Regions from separate parts of the Homo sapiens genome. Here region 2 is linked to region 1. The links are chromatin loops, found by intact Hi-C in ENCODE. Cell type or tissue: OCI-LY7. All regions are shown on one strand. Each heading gives the region's core, and the rest is flanking DNA. Links, peaks and the distances in the headings are about the cores only.

Region 1 (2,921 bases), core at 263-2,762:
GTGCCCTTGGGATTAATACTTGAGGAAGGGAAGGACAGGAGATAGGATTGGCAGAGGGCAAAGTGGAGCAGCCATGATGAAGGCTACAGACAACCCCTCCAGGAGCTTTAGAGCTGCGATAACCCATTCAGAGTTGTGTCAAATTCAGGAGACCACCTCCAGTGGATGCAGCCTGCTCCAGCTAGGGGACCTGGCCTTGGGCCAGAAGGCTCTCTTCAGCTGGGGCAAGTCCCACAGTGGGCTGACAGCTAAGGGTGTTGTCCCAAGAGCACTTCCCACAGCTAGCTGAGGAAGTGAAGCCTGCAATCCCTGAAGGGGACCTGGGTTAGGGGCCACACCACAGCACCATCCCAGGAAAATAAACATCTCCCTCTCCTGGGAGCAGGGCTTTGAAAAACTAGGCAAGAGTATCAGAGCTGCCATCCCAAGATAGGGCTCAGGGCAAGACCCCCATTTCAGGGGCAATGGGGAGAACAGGGCCTGGAAGATGAATCTTTGCTTCACAACAGAATGCAAATAAGACTGAAGGCGAGGCTGTCAAAGGGCCAGCCCACACAGAGCAGGAGCCAACCTGGGGGCTTTGGGTGCTAGAGGGGTCGCGTGTGGCCCGTGCTCTGCTGCACCCTCTCCTAGGTCAGTTTGATAACCAGGAAGCTCAGGGAAGCCCCTGGAAGCCCAGCAGGACCGCCCGGGTCACAGACTCACAGTTCAGGGAGTGCAGCCCAGCCTGGTGCTGGAGTGGGGGTGTGAGAGAGGAGGTGAAGGGGGAGTATCCTAGTTTTACCAGCTTTAAGGAGATGGAGAAGACAGGAGACGGCAGGAGTAAAGGTAAGTAATTAGCTGCAGTTTGCAAATGCGGGATACCTTACATTTTACAAAAGCCTTTGCATAGATATGATTCTATTTTGTTAGTTCTGCCCCTAGAATGTTTATATATAAAAATGTTATCTGTAGATGAATATGATAGATTCTTTTTTCTTTTTTAATTTTTTTGAGATGGAGTCTCGCTTTTTGCCCAGGCTGGAGTGCAGTGGCATGATCTTGGCTCACTGCAACCTCCGCCTCCTGGGTTCAAGTGATTCTCCTGCCTCAGCCTCCCGAGTAGCTGGGATTACAGGGGTGTACCACCATGCTCAGCTAGGTTTTGTATTTTTTTTTTTTTTTTTTTGAGATAGAGTCTCGCTCTGTTGCCCAGGCTGGCATGCAGTGGCAGGATCTCGGCTCACTGCAAGCTCTGCCTCCCGGGTTCACGCCATTCTCCTGCCTCAGCCTCCCGAGTAGCTGGGACTACAGGTGCCCGCCACCACGCCTGGCTAATTTTTTGTATTTTTAGTAGAGACGGGGTTTCACCGTGTTAGCCAGGATGGTCTCGATCTCCTGACCTCATGATCCACCCGCTTCGGCCTCCCAAAGTGCTGGGATTACAGGCGTGAGCCACTGCGCCCAGCCGGTTTTGTATTTTTAGTGGAGACGGGGTTTCACCCTATTGGCCAGGCTGGTCTCAAACTCCTGACCTCAAGTAATCCACCCACCTCGGCCTCCTAAAGTCCTGGGATTATAGGCATGAGCCACCGCTCCGGGCTGAGATTCTTACAGCATAGCTGATATCAGAGTGCATCTCTCTCTCTCCCCTCTCCCCCAGGACTCTGGAGCCATGAGTAACACCAGGCAGGAGAGCACCCAGGAGTGTGTGGTTTCTGTGGTGGCTGGGCCACTGCAAGTTTCCTTGGCCACGTGACCATTCTTAGCCCAGGAAGACGACTCCAGTAGTACTTTCTTCACTTCCCCTTTCACTTCTCTTGTTCACCAATGTTAAGGGACCACCAGTTTTTAGAGATTCACCCACATTGTGAAGGTGGTGAGGTCATGTTGCCACTTTGACAATGACATGGCATTTAATTTTTAACCAAACCAAATACAGCATTCTGTCACTCGGGACAACCTTTGGAGACAGCTCCAAGGAAGTCTCCCCTCATGTTCTGCCTGCCGGATTAAACAGGAGTCTTGTTGAAGAAAACATGAAACAGGGAAAGTTAAGACCTCAGCAGTCATAACTGTTAATAAAACATGAGACTGCAAGAGGTGATGTTAGAAAAGAAACTTAATGTCCGCCTAGGTAATCATATCTTCTTATCGTGGGACCAAAGCATAAATGTAACTCATATATGTTTGTCCATTAAAATTAAGTGGTGGATCACATCCCCATCCCTGTAAATACTGGTTTGGACACCTCCAGGGGAAGGCAGGACAATGGGAAATTATATACATAAAGGCAAAGGGACCAATTGAAAACTTCCATTGCTAGATCCTCACATGACCTCTTTGAGGTCACATCCTATTTATAATAGGCAAAGCATAACCCTTCAGTGCCAATTAACAAATGCTTTATTAGGGTATTTGCGTGTTTATAACCATTGAATAATGTCCTTGCAAAGCGGCATCTTGCTGTCTATTTTCAGGTACTTAATTAATGGCCTTGCTCCAGGATAAACACATCCTGTGTTAAATAAGACGATGAAAGCTTATAAAAAAAATGCATCATGCTCTTTTTTTTTTTTTTTTTTTTTTTTTGAGATGGAGTCTTGCTTTGTCGCCCAGGTTGGAGTGCAGTGGCGCGATCTCGGCTCACTGCAAGCTCCGCCTCCCGGGTTCAGGCCATTTTCCTGCCTCAGCCTCCCAAGTAGCTGGGACTACAGGCACCCACCACCACGCCCGGCTAATTTTTTTGTATTTTTAGTGGAGACGGGGTTTCACCGTCTTAGCCAGGATGGTCTTGATCTCCTGACCTCGTGATCCGCCCACATCAGCCTACCAAAGTGCTAGGATTACAGGCGTGAGCCACCACACCCAGCCTCATCCTCTATTTTTGGCCTTCATGTGTGGTAATGGTTTCAGAGATGTATGCTTATCCCCAAACTTAT
Region 2 (2,921 bases), core at 91-2,590, 70 kb after region 1:
TTCTCTCTCTCTTTTTCACCACTTTGTGGACTACATTTCTCCTGTTCCTGGGTCTGTTCTCTTGCAACATATAAGTTTGGTAAGGTAGTCAATAGAAAACATTTGGTTACTGAAAAGTGGAATTGATTGATACTCTTTTCTTTGAGCTAATGCTGAAACACTGGATTCCCCAACAACAACTAAATTTTGTGTTCAGAGTTTCTTCCCTCACTCAAAGAGGAAAGCATGGCACTGTTATTATTTTGTATCTTTTCTTTGGGATAACCATTTCTGAACCAGTGTTGCATGGATTTGGCTGCTGTCTTGGGAACACAGTACTGATGTTGCTCCTGGTGAGCGTGCACTGAAGATTTGCGCTGCACTGTACCTGAGGTTCTCAGCCGAGTCTTCCTGTGTATGTTTGAAGATCTGGTTCTGTTTTGTGGGGCTATGGACAAAATCCACCCTCCACAGTAGGTTGTAAAGAATGCATCCTTTTGGTAATTCACCACCCACTGAGTGGATTTCATTCCTTTTTTTTTTTTTTTTTTTTTTTTTTTGGCTTTTAACTTTTAAGTTCAGGGGTACATTTGCAGGATGTACAGGTTTGTTACATAGGTAAATGTGTGCCATGGTGGTTTGCTGCACAGATCATCCAATCACCTAGATATTAACCCAGTACCCATTAGCTATTCTTCCTGATGCTCTCCCTCCCTGCATCCCCCACAGGCTTCAGTGTGTGTTGTTTCCCTCCCTGTGTCCGTGTGTTCTCATCACTCAGCTCCCACTTACAAGTGAGAACATGCAGTGTTTGGTTTTCTGTTCCTGTGTTAGTTTGCTGAGGATAATGGCCTCTAGCTCCATCCATGTCCCTGCAGAGGACATGATCTCATTCCTTTTTATGGCTGCATAGTATTCCATGTTGTATATGTACCACATTTTCTTTATCCAATCTATCATTGATGGGCATTTGGGTTGATTCCATGTCTTTGCTATTGTGAATAGTGCTGCAGTGAACATACCCATACGTGTATCTTTATAATAGAACAATTTGTATGGGGGGGTTATATAGTAATGAGATTGCTGGGGATTTCATTCTAATGTAGTTTGTTGGTATGGGTTATCCTCACTATCTCTGAAATGACGAAAAAATTCTTAGTATCACCCAAACCTTATTCTGTTTTAATTAGGCATTTCACACAATTTAAATTAGTTTTACAAAGAATGTAGAATGAAGAACACTTCTCATCACAAAGAGTACACATCTCAGCACAAAATAATGTCCCCTCGCCCCTCCTTTTACATTGCTTTTATGACGTGCCTTCTAGAGCCTCAGCAATGCACTTGTACAACTCGTAGCAGAGCACCAAAAGAAACCATGATCAGTGTTAATGTTTTTCCACATTTTGTTATGAAAAATTTCAAATATATGGAAAAGTGGGGGAAAAAAGTATCATGAATACCCATCTGTCTGTTACCCAGATCCACAATGAACATTTTTTTTATCTTTCCCTCTGTCACGCCATCTTCATTACTTTATGCATTTCAAAGTAAGTTGCAGGTGTCTGTATACCTCATCCTTTTAAGGCTTCGTCATGCGTGTCATTTCCTAGAGCTCGGTGCTTGTTGCTGGTTTTTTCTGTGTCGGGTAAAGTTTATATGTAGTGAAATGCAGAAGTCCTAAGCACGTCCTTTGATGAGGTTTGACAATTGCATTCCCTGGGTAACATGAACCCCTGTCAGGATAATCACAAAACATTAACCGTCACCCTAGAGAGTTCTCTCTTGCCCCTTCTCAATCATTCCCACCCCCATCCCTCCAAAGGAAACCAGTGTTCTGATTTTTTCACCATAGGTTCGTTTAACCTGTTCAAGAACTTCATGTGGATGAGATCCTAGAATGTGTTTATTATTTTGTGCAAGACTTCTGTTGCCAGCCACATTAGTGTGCTAGGGCTGTTATAACAAAATACCACAGACTGTGTAGTTCAAACAAGAGAAATTTATTGCCTCACAGTTTGGGAAGCTGGAAGTCCAAGATCAAGGTGTCATTTAGAATGTGTTCCAGGCTTCTCTGCTAGCTCCTGGAAGTTCTTTGCCTTGTGGCAGCATAATTCCAGTCTGCACATGGCATTCTGCTTTTCTATGTCCAAATTTCCCCCTAAGGACCTATGGTCCTCCTAAGGACACCCATCATATTGAATTGGGAGTGCAACCTACTGCAGGATGAACCCTTCTTAACTAATGACATCTACAATGACCATATTTCCAAATAAAGCTACCTTACAAATAAGGTACTGGGGGTTAGGACATCAGTATACAAATTTGAGGGGGTCATAATTCAACCCATGACAGCAGCACCTGGGTTGTTTTATGTACCAGTGGTTTGCTGTTACTGCCGAGTAGTGCTCCATTCTAGAAATGGACTACAGCTAAGCCAAGCTGTACCAAGCCATGCTTGTTGATGGGTGCCGTTTTTGGCTGTCGTGAATAAAGCTGCTAGGAACATTTTTGCACAAGTGTTTCTGTGGACGTGTGCTTTTATTTTTCTTGGATACATACCCTGACCCCGGGGAGGGGGCTAACCTGGGGACACATGTGGAAGGATGGTCCTCTGAAGGCAGAAGGCCAAGCTGTTGGGTCCCCCCACCTTGGCCAGCAGCCGGGATGGCTCTTCCCCAGTGCTGCTTCAGTCTGGTGGAGACAGTAGCTACAAACCACAGATCCTGCTTCTTAAAACTGGGCAACATCATCACATCTATTAATTTGAATTTTTTTTTTTTTTGAGGCGGAGTCTCGCTCTGTCGCCCAGGCTGGAGTGCAGTGGTGCGATCTCGGCTCACTGCAACCTCTGCCTCCTGGGTTCAAGTGATTCTCCTGCCTCAGCCTCCTGAGTAGCTGGGATTACAGGCGCCCACCACCACGCCTGGCTAATTTTTGTA

Evidence for each region. A loop is a pair of places that touch in the nucleus more often than their neighbours do. Peaks named below come from ENCODE experiments on the same cell type or tissue, not always from the same donor. Only the 100,000 strongest peaks of a DNase experiment are listed, where the experiment ranks them.
Region 2: it touches region 1 in a loop (2.6-fold over the local background); 4 of 110 quality-filtered maps call a loop at or near these places.

What each region holds. Positions count from the first base shown.
Region 1 is chr9:87,478,209-87,481,129 of GRCh38, forward strand. No RefSeq gene overlaps it. Among named protein-coding and RNA genes, the nearest start is that of DAPK1, 18 kb to the right of the region's middle. In OCI-LY7, for the core only: no CTCF peak of the experiment used is centred there; a DNase peak (open chromatin) is centred at 1,753; H3K4me3 peaks cover 319 bases; H3K27ac peaks cover 906 bases.
Region 2 is chr9:87,548,402-87,551,322 of GRCh38, forward strand. The region is part of intron 2 of DAPK1 (death associated protein kinase 1); the gene reads left to right. Among named protein-coding and RNA genes, the nearest start is that of DAPK1-IT1, 3.6 kb to the right of the region's middle. In OCI-LY7, for the core only: no CTCF peak of the experiment used is centred there; DNase peaks (open chromatin) are centred at 1,590 and 2,380; H3K4me3 peaks cover 903 bases; H3K27ac peaks cover 1,768 bases.